Linked DNA regions of Homo sapiens: regions 2 and 3 are each linked to region 1. A link is a loop called in an ENCODE intact Hi-C map of the cell type or tissue named here. Cell type or tissue: heart left ventricle. All regions are shown on one strand. Each heading gives the region's core, and the rest is flanking DNA. Links, peaks and the distances in the headings are about the cores only. Region 1 has its middle 13 kb from the start of LINC02185. Region 2 has its middle 38 kb from the start of ERCC4. Region 3 overlaps ERCC4 (ERCC excision repair 4, endonuclease catalytic subunit).

What was found. Hi-C counts contacts between places; a loop is a spot of excess contacts. Peaks named below come from ENCODE experiments on the same cell type or tissue, not always from the same donor. Only the 100,000 strongest peaks of a DNase experiment are listed, where the experiment ranks them.
Region 2: it touches region 1 in a loop (1.8-fold over the local background); 24 of 110 quality-filtered maps call a loop at or near these places.
Region 3: it touches region 1 in a loop (2.3-fold over the local background); 23 of 110 quality-filtered maps call a loop at or near these places.

Annotation. Positions count from the first base shown.
Region 1 is chr16:13,997,714-14,008,207 of GRCh38, reverse strand. It overlaps a transcript of MRTFB not described here. Among named protein-coding and RNA genes, the nearest start is that of LINC02185, 13 kb to the left of the region's middle. In heart left ventricle, for the core only: a CTCF peak has its summit at 4,700; DNase peaks (open chromatin) are centred at 3,697 and 4,737; H3K4me3 peaks cover 740 bases; H3K27ac peaks cover 2,916 bases.
Region 2 is chr16:13,953,295-13,963,788 of GRCh38, reverse strand. No RefSeq gene overlaps it. Among named protein-coding and RNA genes, the nearest start is that of ERCC4, 38 kb to the right of the region's middle. RefSeq lists enhancers at 5,980-6,099, 5,913-7,112 and silencers at 6,200-6,259, 6,280-6,329, 7,570-7,639. In heart left ventricle, for the core only: no CTCF peak of the experiment used is centred there; DNase peaks (open chromatin) are centred at 5,808 and 6,268; H3K4me3 peaks cover 1,297 bases; H3K27ac peaks cover 1,574 bases.
Region 3 is chr16:13,933,655-13,938,654 of GRCh38, reverse strand. It overlaps ERCC4 (ERCC excision repair 4, endonuclease catalytic subunit), which reads right to left. Exons shown (of 11, transcript NM_005236.3): 7 at 4,353-4,463; 8 at 2,912-3,509; 9 at 797-889. Among named protein-coding and RNA genes, the nearest start is that of ERCC4, 16 kb to the right of the region's middle. In heart left ventricle, for the core only: a CTCF peak has its summit at 3,025; no DNase peak of the experiment used is centred there.

The DNA.
Region 1 (10,494 bases), core at 2,489-7,488:
TTTTTTAAGAGATGGGGTCTTGTTATGTTGCCCAGGCTGGACTTGAAATCCTAGGCTCAAGTGATCCTCCTACCTCAGCCTCCTGAGTTGCTGGGACTACAAACATGTACCGCCATGCCCAGCTAAATTGGACTTTAAAATGGAAAACTTTTGTGCTTCAAAGACGTCAAAAAAGTGAAGACAACCCACAGAATGAGAGAAAATTTTCACAAATTGTATATCTGATAAGAGACTTGTGCCTAGAATCTATAAAGAATGATTACCACTCAATAATAAAAAGACAAATAACCCCATTAAAAACAGGCAAAGGATCTGAATAGACGTTTCTCCAAAGAAGATAAATAAATGGCCGATAAACACTTGAAAAGATGCTCAACATCATTTGCCATCAGGGAAAAGCAAATCAAAACCATGATGAGATGATGAGATACCACTTCACACCCACTAGGGTGGCTATAATAAAAAAGACAGATCGTAATAACTGTTGGCAAGGAGGTAGTGAAATTCGAACCATCATCACACATTGCTGGTGGGAATGTAAAGTAGCACAGAGCTTTGAAAAACTGTTTGGCAGTTTCTCAAAAACTTAGAGTTACCATATGACTCAGCAACTTCCCTCGTAGGTATATAGAAGAGAAATGAAAACATATGTCCACACAAAAACTTGTACATGAATGTTCATAGCCGTATTATTCATAATAGCCAAAAGTGGAAATCACCCAAATGGTAAACTGATGAGTGAATAAATAAAATGTGCTTTATACATATGATGAAACATTCTTTGTCAATAATGAAGAACTGATCCCTGCCGCAACATGGGGGAACTTAAAAGCATGATGTTAAGTGAAGGAAGTCAGATTCAAAGGTCCATGATTCCATTATAAATGGCATTCCATCTGTGGAATTCCATATATGGAACGTCTAGAATAGGAACACTTCCTTTCTATAGAGACAGAAAGGAAATTAGGAGTTGCCAAGAGAGGATGGGGAGACTGGTGGGTGATGGCTGAGAAGGTGGCCGTGTTTCTTTTTGGGGTAACGAAAGTGTTCTGAAATTGATTGTAGTGATGGCAGTACAACTCTGAATTTACTGAAAGCCATTGACTTGTACATTTTAAATTGGTGACTTGTACGGTGTACGAATTACATCTCAATAAAGCTGGTTTTCTTTTCTTTGTTTCTTTATTTTAATAGACAGGGTCTCACTCTGTTGCCCAGGCCGGAGTGCAGTGGTGCGATCATAGCTCACTGCAGCCTTGAACTCTTGAGCTCAAGCAATCCCCCCACCTCAGCCTCCCAAGTAGCTGAGACTATAGGCATTTGCCACCATACCCAGCTAATTTTGTTTATTTTTTGTAGAGATGAGGTCTTGCTATGTTGCCCAGGCTGGTCTTGAACTCCTTGGCTCAAGTAATCCTCTTGCCTTGGCCTTCCAAATTGCTGGAATTACAGGCATGAGCCACCACACCCAGCTAATAAAGCTCTTTAAAAAAAAAAAAGTTGCATATGGATACATACAACATATCATTTATATGAAAATATTGAAACATGCAAACAATACTATTGTTTAGAACACATACAAGGGCAGCGAACGCAGAAAGACATGCATGTGGATTATAAGGGCACAAATGGTTAGTGCATGAGAGAGACACAGGCTGCTTCAACTATAATTCTAACGTTTCTTTTTTTTTTTTTGAGACAGAGTCTCACTCTGCTGCCCAGGCTGGAGTGCAGTGGCGTGATCTCAGCTCACTGCAACCTCTGCCTCTGGTCAAGCGATTCTTATGCCTCAGCCTCCGGAGTAGCCATGATTACAGGCGCGTGCTACCACAACCAGCTAATTTTTGTATTTTTTTTTTTCTTTTGAGACGAGTTTTGCTCTTGTTGCCCAGGCTGGAGTGCAATGACACAATCTCGGCTCGCTGCAACCTCCGCCTCCCGGCTTCAAGTGGTTCTCCTGCCTCAGCCTCCCAAGTAGCTGGGATTATAGGCATGCGCCACCACGCCCAGCTAATTTTTCTGTATTTAGTAGAGACAAGTTTTCATCATGTTGGTCAGGCTGGTCTCGAACTCTTGATCTCAGGTGATCCACCCGCTTCAGCCTCCTAAAGTGCTGGGATTACAGGTGTGAGCCACCACACCCGGCTAATTTTTGTATTTTTAGCAGAGATGCGGTTTCACCATGTTGGCCAGGATGGTCTCCAACTCCTGATCTCAAGTGACCCACCCGCCTCAGCCTCTCAAAGTGCTGGGATTACAGGCATGAGCCACCACACCCAGCCGTAACATTCATTCTTAAGCTTGGCAGTGGAACATGATATTATCCCACATACCTTTTCTGTTTGCTTGAAATTCTTTGTGAAATAATTTCCCAGGCATTTTCCAATGCTGCAGAAACTGGACATGTGTATTTGATGGATGAATTGGGGGACTGGCCTAAGGGGGCCCTGGACTGGAAAAGCTGGTCCCTTTCAGGTTCCCCACACTCAATAAAACATTTCCTGTATTGAATCCAGCAATCTCTGGGACCATCTCCGGAACATGCTTTCCCATAGTTGGTGTTCTGCAGAAAATAGTACGGCCTTTGCAACCATCCAGACAGCCCTGGTTTGAGTCCCCGCTCTGCCCTCATTACCAGCATGGCCTCTCAACAATTACTAAATACCTCTGGGCTTTACTTTCCCATCTGCTAAATGGGAATCATACCACCTGCTCCTTGAAACTAGTGATGATGGAATGCAGAAGCCCTTGCAAGGTGCCTGGCTTCCCCTGCCTGCTGAGGACGAGGCTCTCACTCTCTGCTGAATCTTTCTGGGTGATGCAGGTTGTACTGGACCCTACATTCCTTTGCACGGTGTGTGATCGGCCATCAATCAGTACTCCCTGAGTAGAACTGACTTTAAGAGCCTCAACTTCCTTCCTCCCTTCCTTACTACTTTGAAAAGCCAAGGGAACCAAAGGCTTCTGAAGAGAGCTCCCTTCATTACTTTAAAAAACAAAGAAATGTAGAAATAAGCTGGCTCTGTCATTCTCCATGGATCGTTTTTGTGTTCTCAGCTGTTGTTCATCAGTTCCTGGAGGCTCACAGGGCAGTGCCAGCCCCCAGGGGCCAAGGAATGGGATGATGGTGTGTGAGGATCTGGATGTAGCCTTCCCACCTCCAGTCATGCAGGCTCCTTCAGCCCTTCCTGGAGCACAGAGAGTTGGATGCCTTGGCCCAGGCCCTTGGCAGTGAGATTTAGTCCCTGCTGATTGCAGCCCAGCCCCTGGGGGAGAACCGGGCCTCAGAAACTGAGACTGAGATCCAGGTGGACAGATGGGAGCTGGTTCTATGCTGACCAGGGTAGATGGAAATGCTGACTGCCCAGAGGAGCTTCTGGAGAAAGCTGTCATGGAGGTAATTCCAGTGACTGAACAGAACCCAGGAAGTGCATTCTCTGAGCTTTGGGCCCTGAAGCTTCCTCTTCCAAATGTCAGTTGCAGCACAGAGCTCAGCACTCGGCCATTCCTTCACTCCCTCTGGGACTTGGCTGGTTTGTTTTGGGAAGGTTGCAGTCCCTGTGTCTGGCTCAGGTCTCAATGTCATCCAAAGTCTTTGTGGCCAATGGGAAAGGGAGCAGGGAGACAGAGCCCCATGGGGCCCCGTGGGCTGTGTCCTGGCCATCCTGGCCAGTGGGGGAGAGCCTGATCATGGTGCCCCTGAATGTCCCCAAAGGAGGTCAGAGCACAGGCCTTCTTTACGCCACTTCCACCCGACCCACAGTAACCCCACCGTGACTCCCTGCGGTTGCAACTTAGCTGAAAAGCGATACATCATTCTAGCTTCACCCGTGGACCTCTGGGATCCCTTGAGGCCCCATCTGTTCAGTGCCTGACCCTGATTAACCTGTGGTCCTTCTGGCCTAGGGCCTGGCATCATGGAACAGGATGGGCGGCTTTGGGAACCAAGGGAAAAGTGACAGTCCATTCCCTCCACCCCGGTTACTTGTCTGCGGTCCAGCTAGCCATTCTCCCATCCACTGGATGAAGGTCCTACAGAAATCAAGGTCCGGGGCTGCCACCAAGCCTTCTGGCTTCTCCAAGGAGCTCCTGGGGCTCATGGCTTGCTGTCCACAGTCCCTGCCTGCCTCCCACCAGTCCTCCATTCTGCTGCCAAAACCACCCAACGAACCCTCAAATGCAACTGTCTCACAAACCCGCATTATGGACCCTGCTTGGCTCTCCTCCACAGACTGGAGGCCCACAGATGGGTTTTTGCTTGTCCTGCATTGAGATTTTTAAAAATCTGGAAGTTGCCCAGGTTCCCTTGAAACACCAGTTGGCTGGAGCTAGTGCAAGGCCTCCTTAGGCAGGTACTTAGGGAACAGTCCTCACCATTCCCTATCGTCTCACATCCAGCCTCATTCCCTCATGAAATGCAGTGTTTGGTGCCTGCATACTTTTGAGTTTCCCCCCTCTAGTCTCCAGGCAAAGGCTATTGTAGCATGGCAGGGAGGGAAGGAAGAAGGAAAGAAGTGTAGAGGAAGGAAGGAAGGAAGGGAGGGAGGGAGGGAGGGAGGGAGGGAGGCAGGCAGGCAGGCAGGCCGGCCGGCCCCAGCTCTGCTGGTGAATGCAGAGGGGCTCAAGCAGTGGTCTTCCCTGCCAGGACCTACGTGCATGCTCTGCAGAGCAGGCTGGGAGACGCCTCTGTCGGGAACTGCCATTGCACTGCTGTGGCTCTGGGAGCAGCAAACTGCCTGGGGGCTGTTCTCTGATTTCCAAACCACGGCAGGGAAGAGCACTGTGAGCGTGCGGGGGTGGAGGGTGGAGAGAGACAAGAAAGCAGGAGCAGAGGGAAGTGGAAGGGGCAGAGGCGTGCTGCTTAGCAACCGCGGAAGAAAATTTAGAGAAGTGACAGGACCATTTCTCCCTGTGCCTGAAAGGGAGGATTAAAAAGAAAGAAACAAAAAACTCGTCACACGCCTACACTTGCTCATCTTGTTGTGGCGGCTCTCGGAGTGTTGGCTGGAATTCACAGGGCTCCTCTGCAAGGGAGGGCCATTGTGGAGGATGCCTGGCCAGCCACGTGTGATGTGGGAAAAGCTACAAAAAACTACGTCCTCAATAGCTCAAGGGGGACCATCTTTGTGGCCCCTCAAGGGGAGGGAGTGAAGCCTTGCAAGAAAGATGTAAGGACACAACCTCACCTGTCTCATCTTTTCTCTCTCTCACTTCTTCCTCCTAAGTCTACCAACATCTAGAGAGAAAGGTGTCGGAGTCCTGTTCTCCATCTTTCTCCCAGAACCTCACGAACAGCCCCAACCCCATTCCTTCCTCCCCACCGAGAATTCTCTGTTGCTTTTCTTTCTTAATTTGATTTTCTCTGGCTCAGAATCGAGATCAAAAGAGGAAATTCTTTCCAGCCTTTTAGGAATAATTCCCAGAATCTCCCCCTGGAAATGCATACGTAATTACCATAATTATTTTTAAAGAAATCTTTCGTGTTCTCTTACCCGCTTCTTTTCCATCTCTCCTGCAGGCTTGGGGAGGAGGGGAGAGAGAGGAAGCTTCAAGAGTGTCTTTGTGGTTGCTGGTTGACCAGTATAAACGGTATTTACACATTTAGAGTGGCAGACTCACCAGTACGTGAGAGAATTGTCGATGATGCAGGCAACTTACATGAAATGTACCCCTCCAGCATTCAACGCAGCAGAATCACCTAGTAGAAGTTATTCTCTTTCTAATTTGTTTTCAGTTGTTTTAATTTCATCGAGTCTCAAGTTGGTGCTAGCCTAGGTCATTAACACCTCCCGGACACTTGCTAACCTTGCCTTTTTTTTTTTTCCCGGACGGAGTCTTGCTCTGTCACCCAGGCTGGAGTGCAGTGGCATCATCTCGGCTCACTGCAACCTCCGCCTCCTGGATTCAAGCGATTCTCCTGCCTCAGCCTCCCAAGTAGCTGGGATTACAGGCACCCCCAACTTTGGCCAATTAATTTTGGTATTTTTAGTAGAGACAGGGTTTCACCATGTTGGCCAGGCTGGTCTTGAACTCCTGACCTCAGGTGATCCACCCATCTCAGCCTCCCAAAGTACTGGGATTACAGGTATGAGCCACCATGCCTGGCCTAATCTTGCCTTTTAGCAACCATGACAGCACCAGTCTTCAGGCTTACAGCGAGCGAGAGCAACCAGCTATCTTTTAATCATAGTATTGCTTTTGGTTGTATTTATTTTCTACAGACCATGAGAGGGGCTTTTTGTTATGGCTGGTTCTTTTTAGAGGAAAGACAAATAATGAATCAGTAATAATTGAGTTGGAACAAGGATACAGTGCCTCATGGCAGAGGCCTGAAAAAGAGCCCAGATTTCCAGCTCCTATTCAGCGAAGTGGGTTCCCCAGGTGGCAGGCTGCAGATCAAGCTTGGGGAAGGTTCTGGTCTGAGGTCAGTGGGTCCAGCTGGTCAGCAGATGGCAACGAGGGAACTTTGGATGAGAGTTGTTGTCGGAGCCCGCCGGCCTGGTTTTGCAGCCTGCTTGAAGCCCGTCTCTTCCCTGGGATGACAGAAGCCAGTTCATCAGTGTTCACCGTGGGACACGAGGCTGAGGAGAGTGGGTGGCTGCTGAAGTCACCTTTGCTTCTGGCGGCCAAACCTGATTTTGCTCTGGGCGATCATTGTTCACTACTCTCAGATCTGGGTTTGAGCAGACTGGACCCACCTCGGGCCATCCGCGCTTGTCTTCGTTGCTTTGGGTACGGTGATGGGTTCTAGATGGGTAGTGAGATGCAAAGAGGCTTTTTCTGGGAATGCTGGGGCTGGATCTTTCCCACTGGCTTTGAACCCAAGAAGGGGAGATGCCAGAACCCCTGTATCCCCTATGAGGAGGGCGCTCACAGCAGATAATGGAGCCGAGAAACCCAATCCTGATGGTATCGGTTCCATCCTGGATCCAGCTGTGCCCGAAGCTAGGCTCTACCCTTGGCCGCCTTTGGAGCTACCCACCAAGCCAATAAATTCCCCTTTCATGTAATCCAGTGAGGATCAGTGTTTCGGTTGCTTGCAACCACAAGCGTCTTAACTGATGAAATGGCTCATTGCAAATCCTTGGCCACTGAGAGAGAAAGAACTCAAAGGGCAGGTACTGCGGACATGGGTGAGGGACGTAGTCGCTATACCCATACACCAGCATAGGAAAAGCTGTCATTGTCACAGGAAGCTCCAACATTTAGATGATCATGTATCAGGCACAGGCCAAGGGCCTGGCATGCAATGGTTTATTTAATCCTACGTTGGTTTATTTTGATCACCATTTTAAAGATTAGAAAACTGAGGCTCAGAGACCTTCTGTGGACCTCAGTGGCAGAGCTGGGTTGGGTTCCTTGACACTGTGTCGTCCCAGCCACCCTTCTGTAGTAAGCAAGTAGGTGGCTCACTGGCAAATACAAAACTCAGACACTGTGTGATGGGAAGGGGGACAAAGGGGACAGAGAGGTGTGGTTGTCAGGAGACACACAATGATACTTGTGTCCCAGGTGATGTGAACGCCACCCCCAGGAGCTGTGTGTACCCAGCCTGGATGGCTGTCCACAAGCCCTGCAGAGAGGGAATCAAACTGCTTTTACTCCTGATTGAAGATGGAAAGGCAGAAAAGGCCCTGGCTTTAGATCAGAACACATTAGCACTAAAAAGCTGTGTGATTTGGGGAAAATCATTTCATCTTTCCAAGCCCCACTGCTTTTCCCAACTGGGAAATGGGGAGACCCCGGCCCTTGACTCACTCACCTCACTGAGCTCCTGGAGCATCAGATGTGAAAGGTGATTTGCAGGATAAAAAGAGGGGCTACGGGATGGAGGGGATCAATCCCTTGACTTGCCAGCGGTGAAAGAGCAGGTGTAGACAGATAGATGTAAATCAATGACCTATGCGTCCTCCTCCCCCGCCGGGGGCTGGGAAGGGGCAGTCCAAGGGGTGACCCGAAAGGAACCCTTCTGTCCCCGAAGCAGAGAGAGATAACTGTGAAGCCAGAGAAGCGAGTGCTGCTACAGGCGCTTGGGAGTTTATTTTTACCCTGTTATCTCTATCCTGAAATGTCAGGCTTAGAGCCGCCTCTCTCTCTCTCTGTCTCTCCAGCCCCCACCCCAATGTGGCAACGCAGCCTGGAAACAGGCACCCTCTCCTCCTCTGCTTCCTCTGCCTTTCCATGAGAGTCACAGTGCTATGGTGACAGGAGGCATGGAAACACTGAAATAGAGAAGGGGGAGGCGAGACCATTTATTTGGGTCCTGGAACAGGCTTACTTCCTCCTAGAAACTGAAGGTGCAGAGGAGGCCCTCAGTGTTGTTGGGTGCCTATTGCAATGTTTCTATCATATAGGCTCTTTATGCAGCAAGGAAACCCCACTTACATTGGCTTATATAATAAAGAGCATTTAACTGGTGGAGGCCACTAAAACCTCCAGCAATAGGCCTGGCTTCAGGCGAGGCTCGATCCTGGGGCTCAATGGCTTCACAAGGACACAGCGTTCTCCATCTCTCGCTCTACCTTCTGTGGTGTTGGCTTCATCCTCAGGCACCATGCGATGCTCCCCCACAGCCCCTAACAGTTCCAGAATCTTCCCCATGGTCACAAATGCCTGCAGTGGTTCTAAACTTTGCATCTTTATACTGATGGCTCCCATGCAAAAGAGAGAAAGCTTTTTTTTTTCTTTCTTTCTTTTTTTTTTTTTTGCCAGAAGGCTCTAGACGATGTCTTCTTGAGTTTCACTGGCTCTGACTGGGTTCTGTGCCCATCCCAGAGCCAGTCACTTTGGTGTGGAGATAGGAAGTGAAAAATATTTCTGACTAGCTTGAGCCAAATCCTATTCCCAAGAACAGGAAAGCAGTGGCTTCCTGAAGGGCATTGTCCCCAAAAGGAAAGAAATATGCTGAGCCACAAGCAGCGACCTGTTATATGGTTTATTCATTTTGCAGTTTCATCCTCTCCTACCCAGGAAAGCCTCTGAGGTTAGAAGTGACTGTTCTTTTTTTTTTTTTTTTGGAGACAGAGTCTTACTCTTATCTCCCAGGCTAGAGTACAGTGACGAGATCTCAGCTCACTGCAACCTCCACCTCCTGTGTTCAAGTGATTCTCGTGCCTCAACCTCCCGAGTAGCTGGGACTACAGGCACATGCTACCACGCCTGGCTAATTTTTTGTATTTTAGTAGAGACAGGGTTTCACCATGTTGCCCAAGGTGGTCTTGAACTGAGCTCAGGCAATCTGCCTGCCTCAGCCTCCCAAAGTGCTAGGACTATAGGTGTGAGCCCCCATGACCGGCCTTTTTTTTTTTTTTTTTTTTTTTTTTTTTTTTTTTTTTTGAAACAGAGTCTCACTCTGTCACTCAGGCTGGAGTGCAGTGGCATGAACATGGCTCACTGCAGCCTCAACCTCCCAGGCTTAAGAAACAGGCCAATATTAATTTATTATCATTTTTCTTCCTTCTCCTTGTTCCTCCTCCTCCTTCTTCTCCTGTCTTCTGTCTTCCTTCTTCCCTCTTCCTCTTCTTCCTCTTCCTCCTTCACCTTCTCTTTCCCCTTCTTCTTCGAGACAGGGTCTTATTCTGTGGCCCAGGCTGGAATGCAATGGTGTGATCATAGCTCACTGCAGCCTCAAACTCCTGGGTTCAAGTGATCCTTCTGCCTCGGCCTCCTGAGTAGCTGGAACTACAGGTGTGCAACTTCATGCCCAGCTAATTTTTAAAAATTTTTGTAGAGGGTCTTGCTATGTTGCCCATGCTGGTCTTGAACTCTTGACCTCAAGAGATTCTCCTGCCTCCCAAAGTGTTGGGATTATAGGCATGAGCCACTGTGCCTGGCCAATTTCTTTTCTTTCCATCTGTAGGTTTACCTGGGGCTCTAAGTTCTAAGAATCCCAGGTCTGTTACTCCCAAAATTTCACTGAGGCCACAGATCTACCCCGAGGTAGATCAATAAGTTCAGGTTGAAGTGTCATGTTTTCACCTGCCAAAGGCTTCCTCTGCATTCAAAATAAAATTCGCACTCTACACCTGGCCTGCCTACGACTCACCCCCTTGCTGAGTTGTAGCCACACTCATTTCTTGTTATTTATTAAGCCAACCTGCTGCACGCCTCAGAGGCTTCTACTTCCTGTTTCCCTGTGTCTAGAATGCTCTTCCTTTAAATCTTTGCACAGCTGCTACTCAAATGTCACGCTCTCTGAGAGGTCTCTGACAAGTCTAGCATGTAAAACCACTTGAAATTATTGTGTTTGTTGATGGTTTGAGTATCTCCCTCCTTTCTCTAGACGGTAAGCTCCATGAGGCAAGCATCATGCTTGTCTTACTCACCTGGTTCCTGGTTCTGTGTCTAGCACAACGTAGGTACTCAAATGTTTGTTGAATAAATGAATGAAAATTCTTTTTTTTTTTTTTTTTTTTGAGATAGGGTCTTGCTCTGTCACACAGGCTGGAGCGCAGTGGTGCAAACATGACTCACTGCAACCTCCGCCTCCTGGGC
Region 2 (10,494 bases), core at 3,309-8,308, 45 kb after region 1:
AACAGCATGTATTGGCATAAAAATGTAGACACATAAACTAATGAAACAGAATAGAGAGCACAGAAGTGAATTCATATATCTACAGTCAACTCATTTTCAACATAGGTGCCAAGAACATACATTGGGAAAGGACAATCTCTTCAATAAATGGGGCCGGGAAAACTGGATATCTATATGCAGAAGAATGAAACTAGACTCCTATCTCTCATTACATACAAAAACCAAATCAAAATGGATTAAAGACTTAAATATAAGACCTCAAACTATGAAACTACTACAAGAAAACACTGGGGAAACTCTTCAGGACATCAGATTGGGCAAAGATTTCTTGAGTAATACCCCACAAGCACAGACAACCAAAGCAAAAATGGACAAATGGAATCATATCAAGTTAGAAAGCTTCTGCACAGCAAAGGATACAAGCAACAAAATGAAGAAACAACCCACAGAATGGGAAAAAATATTTGCAAACTACCCATCTGACAAGGGATTAATAACCAGAATACTTAAGGAGTTCAAACAACTTCATAGGAAAAAAAATCTAATAATCCGATAAAAAAGTAGGCAGAATACCTGAATAGACATTTCTTAAAAGAAGACATTCAAGTGGCAAACAGGCATATGAAAAAGTGCTCAACAGCACTGATTATCAGAGAAATACAAATCAAAACTATGATGGAATATCACCTCACACCACTTAAAATGGCTTTTTTTTTTTTTTTTGAGAAGGAATTTCACTCTTGTCACCCAGGCTGAGTGCAATGGCGCGATCTTGGCTCACTGCAACCTCCACCTCCCGGGTTCAAGCGATTCTCCTGCCTCAGCCTCCCAAGTAGCTGGAATTACAGGTGCCCACCACCACTCCTGGTTAATTTTTTGTATTTTTAGTAGAGATGGGGTTTCACTATGTTGGCCAGGCTGGTCTCGAACTCCTGACCTCGTGATCCACCTGTCTCGGCCTCCCAAAGCGCTGTGATTACGGGCATGAGCCACTGTGCCTGGCCTAAAATGGCTTTTATCCAAAAGACAGGCAACAAATGCTGGCGAGGATGTGGAGAAAAGGGAACCCTTGTACACTGATGGTGGGAATGTAGATTAGTACAACTACTGTGGAGAATACTTTGCAGGTTCCTCAAAAAACTAAAAGTATAGCTACCATATAATCCAGCAATTGCCCTGCTAAGTATATACCCAAAAGAAAGGAAATCAGTTTACCAAAGAGACATCTGCACTCCCATGTTTATTGCAGCACTATTCACAATAGCCAACATTTGGAAGCAACCTAAGTGTCTAGCAACAGGCAAATGGATAAAGAAAATGTGGTACTTATACACAATGGAGTACTATTCAGCCATAAAAAAGAATGAGGTCCCATCATTTGCAACAACGTGGATGAAATTGGAGGTCATAATGTGAAGTGAAATAAGCCAGGCACAGAAATACAAACTTCCTGTGTTCTCATTTATTTGTGGGAGCTAAACATTAAGACAATTGAACTCATGGAAATAGAGAGTAGAATGATGATTATGAGAGGCTGAAGAGGGTAGTGGGGAATGGGAGTGAGACTGGGGAATTGGTACAAAAATATTGTTATATAGAATGAATGAGGGCTGGGCGTGGTGGCTCATGCCTGTAATCCCAGCACTTTGGGAGGCCGAGGCGGGCAGATCACGAGGTCACGAGTTTGAGACCAACCTGGCCAACATAGTGAAACCCCGTCTCTCCTAAAAACACAAATTTAGCCGAGTGTGATGGTGGGAGCCTGTAACCTCGGCTACTCAGGAGGCTGAGGCGGAAGAATCGTTTGAACCCGGGAGGCGGAAGTTGCAGTGAGCTGAGATACTATTGCACTCTAGCCTGGGTGACAGAGCGAGAATCTGTCTCAAAAAAATAAAATAAAATAAAATAAATAAAAAATAAATAAAAATGACGAACTAAATGAATGAGAGCAGGTCATGCATGGGTCCGTGATGTGTTTGATAAACCAATAATTATAATTATTCTGATTCTAGGCACTAGTGGCCCAATTAAAAACAAAAACACCTATCTTAAACAAACAGTAGTGTATGATAAAAGAAACAAGATGATAAACTAGAGGAAATGCCGGAAGCTCAAATCTGGACTACAGATGGAAGACTCAGTTTGAAGGGATACATCAAAGGTTTGGAGCCCCAGCAAAAAACCACATCACAAAAGCTTCTCCAGGTCAGCTCTCAGGAAAACATTACAAAGATCTACCTGGAACATGTCTTTCCTTTTATAAACCTTTTCTCCCATTTCAAAACTGCCCTCTGACACCACTCCTCGAAACCGGCGAACAGCCTGAAGATCCGAACAGCTGAGGACATGGGTTCTTTGCTTTTCAAGACGACTGAACTTTCTCATCTGTTCGACTTGGGCTATCTTTTTCCTACAAGGCATTAAATGTGAAATAAGCCCTTGCTTGGCAGTCTGCCATGGAGAAGTATACTCTTACAACTCCTGTAACCTATGCTCTTAGCACCCAGAACTCTGTAATACAGATCACAGTGCTGTGACGCTTTGGTCATTTCCAGGCAATGAGTGTTATTTTCAAAAAAATATATCTAAGGAGTACTTTACTGTAATTCCATCATTACAAATACAAAAGCTGGCTTTGCTTTTTGCACTCTTTAAGACTTGGAGAAAACTACAACTTGTAACTCCAAACTATGGGCTGGGCTTTTCTCTTCCGGCACACAGAAGACGCTTCATGAATGTTTGTGGAATAAACTGACATTGTTTTCCAAATAATAATTTTTAAGACCCCGAATGTCAAGAGAAAACACTTGTTGAATGAAACATTCTTCCGATAGATCATATTTACATAGCAGAAAATGACCTACAAAGTATGAATGTATATTTATGGAGGGATGTCAAAGGAATTGTTAAAATTTGGGACTGTCTTTGGAAATTAAGGACATGTGAGATCAGCCACTGTGGCAAGGACACGCCTTCAAAATAGGTACAGAATCCAGAGGGTCAAAAAATACACACACACAAACACTACACATACAGATTTAGTGACAGTGACTGAGAGGTTAGGAGATTCAGAAAAAGACTGCCTATATTAATGACCCTCTTGTTTGTTTATTTGGAGACTGAGTCTCGCTCTGTTGCCCAGGCTGGAGTTCAGTGGCGCGATCTCAGCTCACTGCAACCTCCACCTCCCGGGTTCAAGCAATTCTCGTGCCTTAGCCTCCTGAGTAGCTGGGATTACAGGCGGCTGCCACCATGCCCAGCTAATTTTTGCATTTTTAGTAGAGACGGGGTTTCACCATGTTGGCCAGGCTGGTCTCAAACTCCTGACCTCAACTGATCCGCCTGCCTCAGCCTCCCAAAGTGCTGGGATTACAGGTGTGAGCCACCGGGCCCAGCTGACCCTCCTATTAAGATGGCAAATTCTCCAAATCACTTGCGTATGTTGAATTTGTTTGCCAAAAGATGGCAGCAGGAAAATGCTGGCCTCACCGAGACTGAAGGGAAAATGAAAGAAATAATTAATTCCTTTTGGATGAAGTCAGCAGTCAAAATGAAAGACCTTTCCCGCAAGGTTAGCAGTCAGAAGTAGATATTCCAGAATATCTACAGCAAGAGGAAGGAAAAGCCTCCTTTCCCATCATTAAGGGCATTTATCTGAAATAGAGAGAGATCATGTACTTTTCAGAAGATCATAAGCAAGTCCATGCATGGATACACGTTCATATTTTCCCACTTGAAGTTATTTACATTAAAAAAAAAAATCCGGGCCACTCCACCCTCATGGCTGCCTGCTCTTCGATTAACCTGGCTTGCCGAAAGACTTTGTTCTTTCTTTTGTGCCATCTAAGCACACACGTATTCATTTCTCCCTAAATTAATTTGCTCCCTGGTGTGCTGGTTTCCAAGCTTTAAGTCATTTCACGTGTGTGTGTTTTGTGGCCACAGCCCAATGGCACAGCTCTTGCATGCTGTCATGCTGTTGGCTTGACTCAACTTGAATTTGCTGAAACCTGAAGGCAAAAACAGCCTTCTCCTGTCCTGTGGCCGCCTGGGGTGGGGTACCTTGAAGGTGCTTCTTTTTCCTTTGCTACTAGGTTGGTGTAAAAGTAACTGCGGACAGGGCACGGTGGCACATGCCTGTAATGCCAGTGCTTTGGGAGGCTGAAGTGGGTGGATCACCTGAGGTCAGGAGTTCGAGACCAGACTGACCAACATGGCAAAACCCCGTCTCTACTAGAAATACAAAATTAGTCAGGTGTGGTGGCACATGCCTGTAATCCCAGCTACTCAGGAGGCTGAGGCAGGGGAATCACTTGAACCTGGAAGGCGGAGGTTGCAGTGAGCCAATGTTACGCCATTGCACTCCGGTGTGGGCAACAAGAGGGAAACTCTATCTCAAAAAAAAAAAAAAAAAAAAAAGGAATTGAGGTTTTTGCCATTGAAAATAATGGCAATAACTGCAATTACTTTTAAAAAATGTTTTATTTATTTTTTGATTTTCATTTTTTTTGAGACGAGTCTTGCTCTGTTACCCAGGCTGGAGTGCAGTGGTGCGATCTCGGATCACTGCAACCTCCTCCTCCTGGGTTCAAATGATTTTCCTGCCTCAGCCTCCCAGGTAGCTGGGATTACAGGCACTGGCCACCATGCCCGGCTAATTTCTGTATTTTTAGTAGAGATGGGTTTCACCATGTTGGCCAGGCTGGTCTCAAACTCCTGACCTCAAGTGATCCACCCACCTCGCCTCCCGAAGTGCTGGGATTACAGACGTGAGCCACCGCTCCTGGCATAATAACCACAATTACTTTTGCACCAATCTAATACCCAACAGCTCCCCCACCCTCCTCCAAATTTGTCACAACCTGGGTTTCACCTATCCCGACTGCCTTCATTCCCTTTTACCTAGTGAAATACGGAGTTGAGTAAAAATAAATGTTACCTACTAACACACACTCTGGGAGTCTGAGATCAGCATTGGATGCTGTGACCTCATGATCCCTTCAGGCAGGTACTCTGTGTGTGTTTGCACCCAAATACAAGCAATAGATCGGTATGGATGGGGAAGGGAGGAGGTAACACTGAACTTCATGATAAATCATAATAATAATTAACCACCACGCAGGATGACCAGTGCTCTCTTCATTGTTGCGTCAAAGGCCACCAGGCTATCTACGCTGATACTGCTCAGCTCCTGGTGTTGTGGGTCACTCCCTATAAATTCCCTCCTGTTTCATTCTGGCTGCTGGATGACTCAGTTTCTTCTTCTAATATTCTGTCTGTATCTTCCCTTCTTCTAAGTGTAGGCATTTTTAGCATTCTGTTAGTCGTTTACGGTTTCTTTACCTTAACCACTTACTTATTCAACCAATGTCTTCAGTTCTCATTTCAATGCAGGTGCCTACTACATCTTTTTTTTTCCTGCTAAACTATGTTTCTTCTAAAAAATATTTGAAGTATAATTTATATACAATACACTGCACATATTGAGTGTATGCTTTTATGATTTTGACATCTATACATTGCAAAACCATCACCGCTAAAATTACAAACATTTCTATCAATTCCAAATGAGTTTCTTTGTGAGCACAGCCAATTTTTATCCTTACTCTGGAAGCTCTATTGGTTTCGAAGGGATGTGACCTGATGCAGAAGCCCAGGGCTTAACATGGGGTCACTGATAATATTCAAGAAATCAACAGAACTCTACTCAAAAATCTACCTCTTTCTCAGGGGGAAAATTCCCAACAAGACTTGGGACTTCAAGTCTGACTCATGCTGTGTCCTGGGGCGCAGACTCGGGCTCTGATAAGAGGAAGTCAATCTGTCCTCTATTTGTTTATAATGAGTCATGCTCGAAGTCAGGCATCTAGTTTTTGTCTCTCCTCTGTCATGGTTAGGCAAGAATTGGAGGAAGATACACCCCAATTCGGAGTGCAGTGATCCTTAAAGTGTCCGAGGGCTCCAGTGTAGTTCAGGACGTGGGACTTAATGGGGACCCCTACCAATGGAGGCCGGGAGCACCAAGTCTTGGAGTTGAGGTCTACCTTCCTCCCACATCTCCAGGGCAGATGTTAGTGAGTTACAGATTTATTTGCAAGAGGAAAGGGAAAAGGCAGCTGAGTTTTCAGTAAGTCCTTGAGTCCTGTCCACTCTACCCCCTACCCCCATCTATTAGTGACAGAGGGCGGCATGAGTCACAACTCTCAGCCCAAGCCCACACTGGAGCAATTAACCACATAATTGCCTCAGTGATGAACCTTCCCCCAGCTGCAAGCCGCCCCCGGGGCAGCGCTCTAGGCTGTGAGCCAACAGCCTTCAGTTGCATGAATTGTGAAGGCCTGGGTTTAAACAGCCGAAGTTGCAATTCTTTTAGCCAATGCCTTCTTGGCTCCAATTTAAAATTCTTATACATGAGTCCTGATGGGAGCATGGAGGATGTTTCAACTAGAATTAATGTCACAATCAAGTCAACATAAAGTAGATTTATCTGCTGTTTCCATGCATTGCAGCAAAGTGCTCTGTTCTGAGAACAAATTACCATAGCAACTCAGCCGCCCCAGTTACAGTAAGCTCAGTACGACCAAAATAAAAATCCTTACCAAGTTGTAGGATTGGCGAGTGAGAGTTGCTGAACATCGACTTTCAGTTTCCAGATGACATTAGCCAGCATATATTTTGGTTTTAAAAAATCGCTGAAAGGGAGGCTTTAAATAATAACAAAATTATAAAGCCAGGTTACAAACAGAGAGGGGTCCTAGGCTGTTCCACCGCGAGCTTAAACACAAGCAAACTTCAATGCCAAACAGCAGCGTTTTTTTGTTAAAACAGAAGGCTGCCGAAAAGGCTCATTACTACTTATCGTGGCGTGCCCATTCCGTTTCACATGGTGGGGAGCATGATCAGGTTGATGCTGGTCTTTAAGAAGAAGCAATTCAATACAAAAACAGGTTTTCTGTAGGTGTGAAAGGAAGAAAAGCAAAACCACGTTCGTTTTTTTCCCTCCACCCCCATCCCCCACAATACTAAATTTTGGTTCTGCCTAATTCTCTGTTCTCTCTCTAGTGCCTTCCTTCTCCCACTTTGCTCTGCTCCCTCATCCTGATCACCAACAAGCAAAATCGCCCCTCTGTTCAGCCTGCCCATCCTCGTTTTCTTCATCCTCACCACCCCCCATGGCTTCCTCAGACCCCCAGGCGGGCGTGTGCCCCTAGGTCTCCTGGACACACCACACAGGATGACCAGCGCTGTCTTCATTGTTGCCTTGAAGGCCGCCAGCGCTCATACGGCTCAACTCCTGATGTTGTGGGTCACTCCCTTGAAATTCCCTCCTGTTTTCATTCTGGCTGCTGGATGACTCAGTTTCTTCTTCTAATTTTCTGTCTCTATCTTGCCACCTCCTAAGTGTAGGCATTTTTAGCGTTCTGTTAGTCGTTTCAGGTTTCTTTACCTTAACCACTTATTTATTCAGCCAATGTTTTCAGTTCTCACTTCAGTGCAGATGCCTACTACATCTTTCTTTTTTTCCCCCTCTTTTGACACAGTCTGTCTCTGTCACTCAGGCTGGAGTGCAGTGGTGCAATCTCCGCTCACCGCAACCTCAGCCTCCCAGGCTCGAGAGATTCTCACGCCTCAACCTCCCAAGTAGCTGGGACTACAGGTGTGGACCACCACGCCCGGCTAATTTTTGTATTTTTAGTAGAGATGGGGGTTTCACTATGTTGACCAGACTGCTCTCGAACTCCTGGCCTCAAGTGATCCGCCCACCTTGGCCTCCCAAAGTGCTGGGATTACAGGCGTGAGCCACCACGCCCAACCCCTACTACATCTTGTATTGAGACTGTCCCCTGGCTCTCTGCTATCTCAAAATCAACCTGATCAAAACCGTACTTCTCCTTTCCCATCAAAACTGTACTTCTCCGTTTCCAAATCAAGTCCTTCTCTAGACTTTAACTTTTCTCTTCAACAGTCTCATCATCTCCTGAGCCCAGGCTTAAAAAGTAGGCATTATTTAGACTCTTCCCGGGCATACATTTCATTTGCCACCTTCCAAAGATTGTCCTTCCTTCCATTTCGAAAGCTGTCATTCTAGTTCTGGCCTTCGTTACCTGTTGCTTAGATTGTTACAACAGCTTCTGAGGTGGTCTTTTCACCTCCAATCCTCCCTTCTAGACAGCAAGGTCTGGCAGAAAGATGACAGGTTTTGGAGTCTGAATCTGCAATGTCCTTCCACTGTGGCTTTAGTCACTTAATCTCTCAGTATGTCTCTTTGTCTGTAAAGGTAGCATACACAACCCACATGGCACACTGTAAATTAATATTAGTTCCTTTCCATTTCAAAATCTCTACTGCCAGACCAAAATTTTAAAAGTCTTCTGGTTCATTTTTTCCTTAATTGAACATTCGCTTTTCTACTGAAATGAGAACTCCTCATCCTAGCCCTTAAGAGACTCCTACAATATGGCCCTCGTATTGCTCCTACTTAGCGTTCACAACTCCCTCTTTAAACATTATTCTATTTCCCATCTGTTTCTTCACTAATGTGGTAGACCGGGGCTGAAGTGCAGAGCCCTGCATCTGTCTGCTGAAATCCTAGCTGTTTTTTAAGACCCATCTCGAATTCTACCTCCTCTCTGAGGCTATTCCTGTTCCCTGCAGGGATATGACCTCTTCCTCTGACCTCAGGAACACTTCTATCTCTCTTGTGGATTTTTTATTCTTCCACCTGCTCATTTTCTGCCTCTGACTTCTCTTCACTGCAAGACTGAATGTCCCTCGATGGCGTGGACTGTTTGTTATAGCATCAAACCCAGAGAGAGCCCTCTGCCTTATGCACTAATGCCTGACGCTGAAAATAAACCTGCCTGGTCACGCTTCTCTTGGTCTACTAAACTGTCTTCTCTCCTAAGCTTCTGTTGGGTGTCACCCTTCCCAGAAATAAAGTTGCACAGGGAGGCAAATCTTTTACTCAGTTAAGAGGACTCTTTAATTGACACCAAGTTCTGGAACTCATAATTATAGGAAAGGGTCCCTAAATATTACCATCTCAAATATGCCATACTACCATTTTATTAGACCTGGTTTATTTACTATTTTCATGAAACCAGGAAACTCTTTTATTTAAAATCTTGAGTTGATTTTGTTTACCTTTCAGGCCTCAGAGAGCTGTGTTCTTCTCACGTAGAAATATCTTAGTCACACAAATAGATCTTTGGGATTATCAAAAATTCCTTTTCTTTCTCATTCATGAATCAGCCTCTTTAACACTGATAGTCAACGGCTACACAGAAAAGAAACTTAGACTAAATATTCAGCTGAGCTTTTGTAAACGGAATGAGGATGAGTCCATTGAAAAATGCCAGCATCTTAAAATTTGTAGTTCTTAAAATTAATATCTAATCATAGTTTTCAATGTTAATGTATTAGTACGTTATACTTCTTACATATTTAAGAAATATATATATTTCTTGATTTTATATATATACATGTGTATATATATTACCCTCTTCTATTTTATAACTTTAGGATGCATGAGGCTGGAAACAGGGTTTTATCATTATATGGGAGCTTCAGGAGCTCATGCTGGCAATACCATTATAAAGGACAATTTTCAAAAAGTTAAAACCATAGGCTGGGCGCGGTGGCTCACGCCTGTAATCCCAGCACTTTGGGAAGCCAAGGCAAGCAGATCACCTGAGGTCAGGAGTTCGAGAACAGCCTGGCCGACATGGCGAAACCCGGTCTCTACTAAAAATACAAAAATTAGCCAGGCGTGGTGGTGCATGCCTGTAATCCCAGCTACTTGGGAGTCTCAGGTAGGAGAATCGCTTGAACCCGGGAGGCGGAGGTTGCAGTGAGCCAAGATTGCGCCATTGCACTCCACCCTGGGTGGCAGAACGAGACTCCATCTCAAAAAAAAAAAAAAGTTAAAACCATGCCTCTTATACAAAAAGAACAAAACAGAAGTCAAAGATTTTATTTGACTCACTCAATGAGGAAATCATTAAGACTGGTTCAGAAGAAAGTCAAGGACCTGGAGATTTGGAATTTGTTGGTCAAAGGAGTGCAGAAATACGTTTGTGAAAAAATGCAAAACTGGTTAATGCTACACTAGGCAATGACCTTTGCAATGCAACTGGACAAGAATCATTTGCATGGCCAACAGTTTTATTTAAATTAACCTCTATTCTTATGAAGTTGCAAAATAGCCTTCCTAATCAGTGACCAAGAGGCATATGGCCCTAGAAAATCAGAGGCAGCCTAGGCAACTGCTAAATATCTAGCTCTACACAGAGAGGAAACTCAGTATTATTGTATCTAAGTTTTACATACTTCCTTTTGACACTTTAAGAGAGATATAAAAACATACCAATTTGCAGGCCGTGCATGGTGGCTCATGTCTGTAATCCCAGCACTTTGGGAGGCCGAGGCAGGCGGATCACGAGGTCAGGAGATCAAGACCATCCTGGCCAATATGGTGAAACCCCATCTATACTA
Region 3 (5,000 bases), core at 1-5,000, 67 kb after region 1:
CCATGGTCTCTGCTGATCTAACTTTCTCTGGCTCAGCTCTGTGATGCCCCATCCAGCACTTGCCCTGGCTTCTGAGGCCCTTAGAGATTATCTGGCCCATCTTCCCACACCAGGCTGCAATCTTCTTGACAATATCCCTGGTAGGTGGTTATCAGATTTATCGAATGCCTTCAGGGCAAGAGGTAGCCAACCAGTTTGTGAACATCTCACCATTTTCCTTTCGTAAAATGGAAGGGCATTTTCTACTTGGATTTGGAATAGTACCAGATACTCATTCTTAAAAACATACACGTGTATGTCCAGACAAACAACACACTTCCTAAGAAATATTTTCCCAGAGTGATTCTATTGATGGTGATCATAATTGGCTGTGTTGTAAAAGCATTTCCCAATAAACGGTAAAGCAGCCACCCACCCAAGGACATATTGTGCATAAGGCAGGGAGGAGGGAGATTTACTAATGTATTTCTTAGAAAAGCAGTATTTTAGCTATATTTCTCGTGTTTTATCATACTGCTTCACAAACAAAAAAGCAGTTGTCTTTGTCACATTTCTAATATTCTATTAAACAAACCACTGAAAAGCAACTGGAGATGAAGGAAGAGACGGGGAAGAGAAAAAGGAAGTATGTGCTGAGATCTACACTGGAGGACAATTCAGACCACAGGTTTATCTCAATGTGATCCTCTCCAACGTCTTCCTTGCCCTATCCTTCCTGAGCAGGACTATCTGATATTCCCCCATCCAGAGGTTTCCAATGTAGTTGGGGCTTTCATACTGATTTTCTATGTATTACCTTATGAGTTTTTCAAAAGCTTCCTTTTCTTTCCGCAAAGCAGTGAGATAGCGTTGTTCCTCAGTTGAACCTCCGTATATAAGAAAGTAAACCCTGCATGTTAAGACAGAACTTTTAGGTTGGAAAAACAGCATTTTTAATCCCTGAAAGGAACAGCAGAACATGTGAAATCAGCAACCTAGAGCGCTCAAATAACAAATATTTGACTAAGAATCAAAGGTTTCATTTATCACACACTAGCTCAAATTAAGCTGCCTAAACCCCACCTGTTAAAGGTCTCGTTACCACACAGGGCATTTTTTATTTTCTTTTGCCAAAAGGAAGAAACGAGTTTAGGTAAACACTGAAATATAACTAGAGGGATAGAATAATTCTCTCCTCATAACTATAAACAAACAGAAAAACACACAAATTTTAGAGGCTTCTCCAATTCTTTCTTTGTACCTCAGCCAAACAATCATTTAAAAAGTTGGACAGTAGTTATGAAAACCAGCCTATGAACGTTTTTTTTAATTCATGTCTTAACAGAATACAGCGGTCACACATTTTATATAAATACATGGGCATGGAAGACGTATGGATTACATCAGGCATCTCAAAGAATAATTTGATCTACTTTCTCTTAGAAAAGTCCTGGTTTTTAGGCTGGGCACGGTGGCTCACACCTGTAATCCCAGCACTTTGGGGGGCTGAGGTGGGAGGATCATTTGAGCTCAGAAGATCAGCCTGGGTAATATACTGAGACCCCATCTCTACAAAAAAAAAAAAAAAATTAGTTGAGCATGGTGGCACATGCCTGTAGTCCCAGCCACTTGGGGCTGATGTGGGAGAATCACGTGAGTCAGGGAAAGGGGGAGGTGTTGAGGCTGCAGTGAGCCATGATTGCAACACTGCACTCCAGTCTGGGCATCTGGGCAAGACACTGCCTCAAAGAAAAAAAAAAAAAGGAAAAAAAAAAAAGGCCTGCTTTTCCATCTTGTTTGTTGCTAAGAGAGCTGAATTAAGCACCTCCTCTGTCCCTTTGCTTCACCTTCAGTCAAAGCTATTTTCCTTTTTGAGCCTTGGTTTTTCTTTTAGCTGTTATCTTCCTAGATGATAATTCTTTGAAGTGTAAACAGAGAAAAGATCATTGGGTGATGAGTCAAGAGACTCAGCTCTCCCACGGATGTGTCATGTGGCCAAGGCCAACTCAGTCACCATTTCTGGGCCTCAGTTTCCCGTTGATAGAGTAAGTGGTTGAACTCCCAGGTCCCTTCTGATTCTAACATTTTGCTCCCAAATACCACACTATTCTGTTCTCAGGCAAGAAAGAAGCTTGGTGTACATAAGCTATCTACAAAGTTGATCAACAGCACGGTACAAAAAATTTACCAGCCTATAATTATTTTACCAGCCTCATCTAATCTCTTCATCCTGCATTATTTCTGATCCAGCTCCTCCATTCATCTCTACTCTGAAAGGCTGTGTTAGTTAAAATGCTAGGGGAAGGTTTCTTTTGGCTCCGTTTTTGGTTCAGACTGAGTTCAGGATATTAATTTTGCTGTTTATTTCCCCTCAGATAATTGGAAAGCCAGAACACTATCTTCTTTGGGAGGCATCATTTTCTCATCTGATATTTCTGTAGATGTTTCATCTGATATATCTTGAAACTCAAGAAAACCTGGTACAGTAATTCCCCCAACACTTTAGTTTTATATGGATGTAATTTAGAGTCATTTCTTAAAATTTATAGGAAAGATATTTTAGAAGATTAAAATTACTTAGCCGAGTCACAGTTATATTAACTTTTGTTAGAAATTAGAATATTATGCATTTCCCAGACTTTTTCAGATACAGTACCCCATACGATGCAAACCAATACCCAAAGAATAAAGGAGAGAACGCACAGCAGCACGTAACGAGAACAAGAGCAGTCCCCTTGGTTTGTTGTTCTGCTGTGATACTTGACATCCTTCCTATCCAACTTCCCAGATTCATCAGGAAGCAAAATAAGGTTTCATAAACATAAGCAGCATCGTAACGGATATTAAAGAAAACTAACATGCAACTGGTATAGTTTCTGGGTTAAATCCTAAAGAACTGTGCAACTGAAAGCTGTGATTCTTTATAACTTGCCTCAGAGGTTTCCCAGGCCTACTCGCCCTGTAAATTTCAAGCTGCCGAACAAAGGTTAGCTCTGCGTCATAAAGAACCACGTATCTTGGCTCCACTTCATGTAGTACCCTTGTCAGAGCATAGGGGTCGCTGCAACCCAGAAGCGGATGGATGATAGTGAGGGGTTCTTTCAGGATTCCGAAAGCAGCATCCGATGACAAATTTACATCAAATTCTTCATGCTTAATTTCTTCCGGGCAGCTTTCTGGGCTACTGCTTATTTCTCGACGATATCCTTCCTCGACATCTCCTTCCTCTTCCAGTTCTTCAGGTTTTCCTACCATTTGAGTTAAGGTCAACTTCCGTTTTTTCTTTTTGAGGGTTCTTTCTTTGGTAGAAGCCCGTTCTTTGTTTTGGGGGTCTTTAGGTCTTTTGTGAGATTTCCTAATTCTCTTTGAACTGTCTTCCTTCCTAAATTTCATCCAGACTTCTTCAGCTTTGCTATCCTTCTCAAAGGTTTTCCTGTAGAGCCTCAATAAGAAGGCCTCCGCTCCAAGAGTGATATAGTCTCTCAGCTGGGAACATGTTCGGTCATCACTTGCACAAATCAGTACTTGACCTGAAAATAGAAAACAACATTATGTTACTATTACCTCACTTGTCCTCCTAGTTTCCCTGTGCCCCCTTATTCCTTCACCCGAAGGGAAGACATCTTACCCTTTGGTATTAAAGATCCACAATTTACAAACTATTTAAAAAGGGTCTTAGGTATTGATCAAATGCTTTCTCCTCTCTGGCAAGATTACTTAAATCTTTTCAGTAAAGTTGAAGCCAGACTATTTAATCTTATGAAAGTACAACTGTGGTGTAATTGGGGCTTTAAAGAAGTTCTTTTTAATTAATATTTTTTTCCAGAGGATCTCATATATGCCTAAATTAATTCCAAATGGATTTTTCCTCTTTTGTGAATTGTGTTAGTCTCCTCTGCCAATTTAGACAATGTCTTCAGTTTGTACCGGCTCATTACATATTGAAGTAATAGAAGAGTTGAGGCTTTTTTGGAAAGATACTTGGCTGAGGATATAAAACAGGAGACCCATTAGTTTATTCCTTGGGGATTCCAGATTTAAAGCTTGGTGAATATGTGTAGAGATTAGCTCAATCTTTAAATAGAAGTTCTAAGAACCCAACTAGTTTAAAAACCTGCTTTCATGAATATACAATGATTCAACCTGGAGAAAACAACATCAAACGAACAGAAATGAGGTTGCCACTAGGATCTCAGTGTTCATTTGCCATTTATTTGTCTACATTTTATAGATAAAATAGCAGTGTTTTAAAATAGAGACAGGGTTTCACCATGTTGGTCAGGCTAGTCTTGAACTACTTTTAAAGAGCTAATTAAATCAGGACTCATTTGATAGATTTTGGAAGCAAATGTTTTCATCTCCTTTTTTCCTACCTGGACCACCAAGAGCTTCACTCTCCTTATTTTCTGCCTCAATTTCTTTTAATACTTCAGTCAGTGCCTCCCACTTTGGGTTGCTTTCTAGGACCAGTTCCTTTTTTGTTTCTGTAGAGAAATAAAAATATCTCATTCTATGTGATAATATTTACCCATAAAGTCTTCCAAAGGCTTTTAAAACAACAGATAACACGAGCATCAGTACATATGCCCATTTATTTAAGCTTTCTTTATAATGTTAGATGGAATCTGCTTTCCTGAAAAAGATCTACTTAAGGTGTAAATGAAAGATACTTCAAACCATTAATATGGCTTTCAAAATGCCTTGGTAGAAAGTTATATGCATGGTCACTAATGAGAGACCATTCTGTGTTAGTTGTTTCTGTGACACTATATATAAGCAGCTATACAAAACAAAGGCATCGGTACACAATGACAGTATTTACTATTTCTAAAATCCCCATGACTTTCATAATCCTGAACATGGATAAAAGTAGACAACAATTAAATTTTTTGTTCCTATACGCATTCAAACACAAACACATCAATAATATATTCAATTAAGTTTTCTTTAAAAAGATTTTTTTTTTTTAAGACGAAGTTTCACTCTTACTGCCCAGGCTGGAGGCAATGGCATGATCTCGG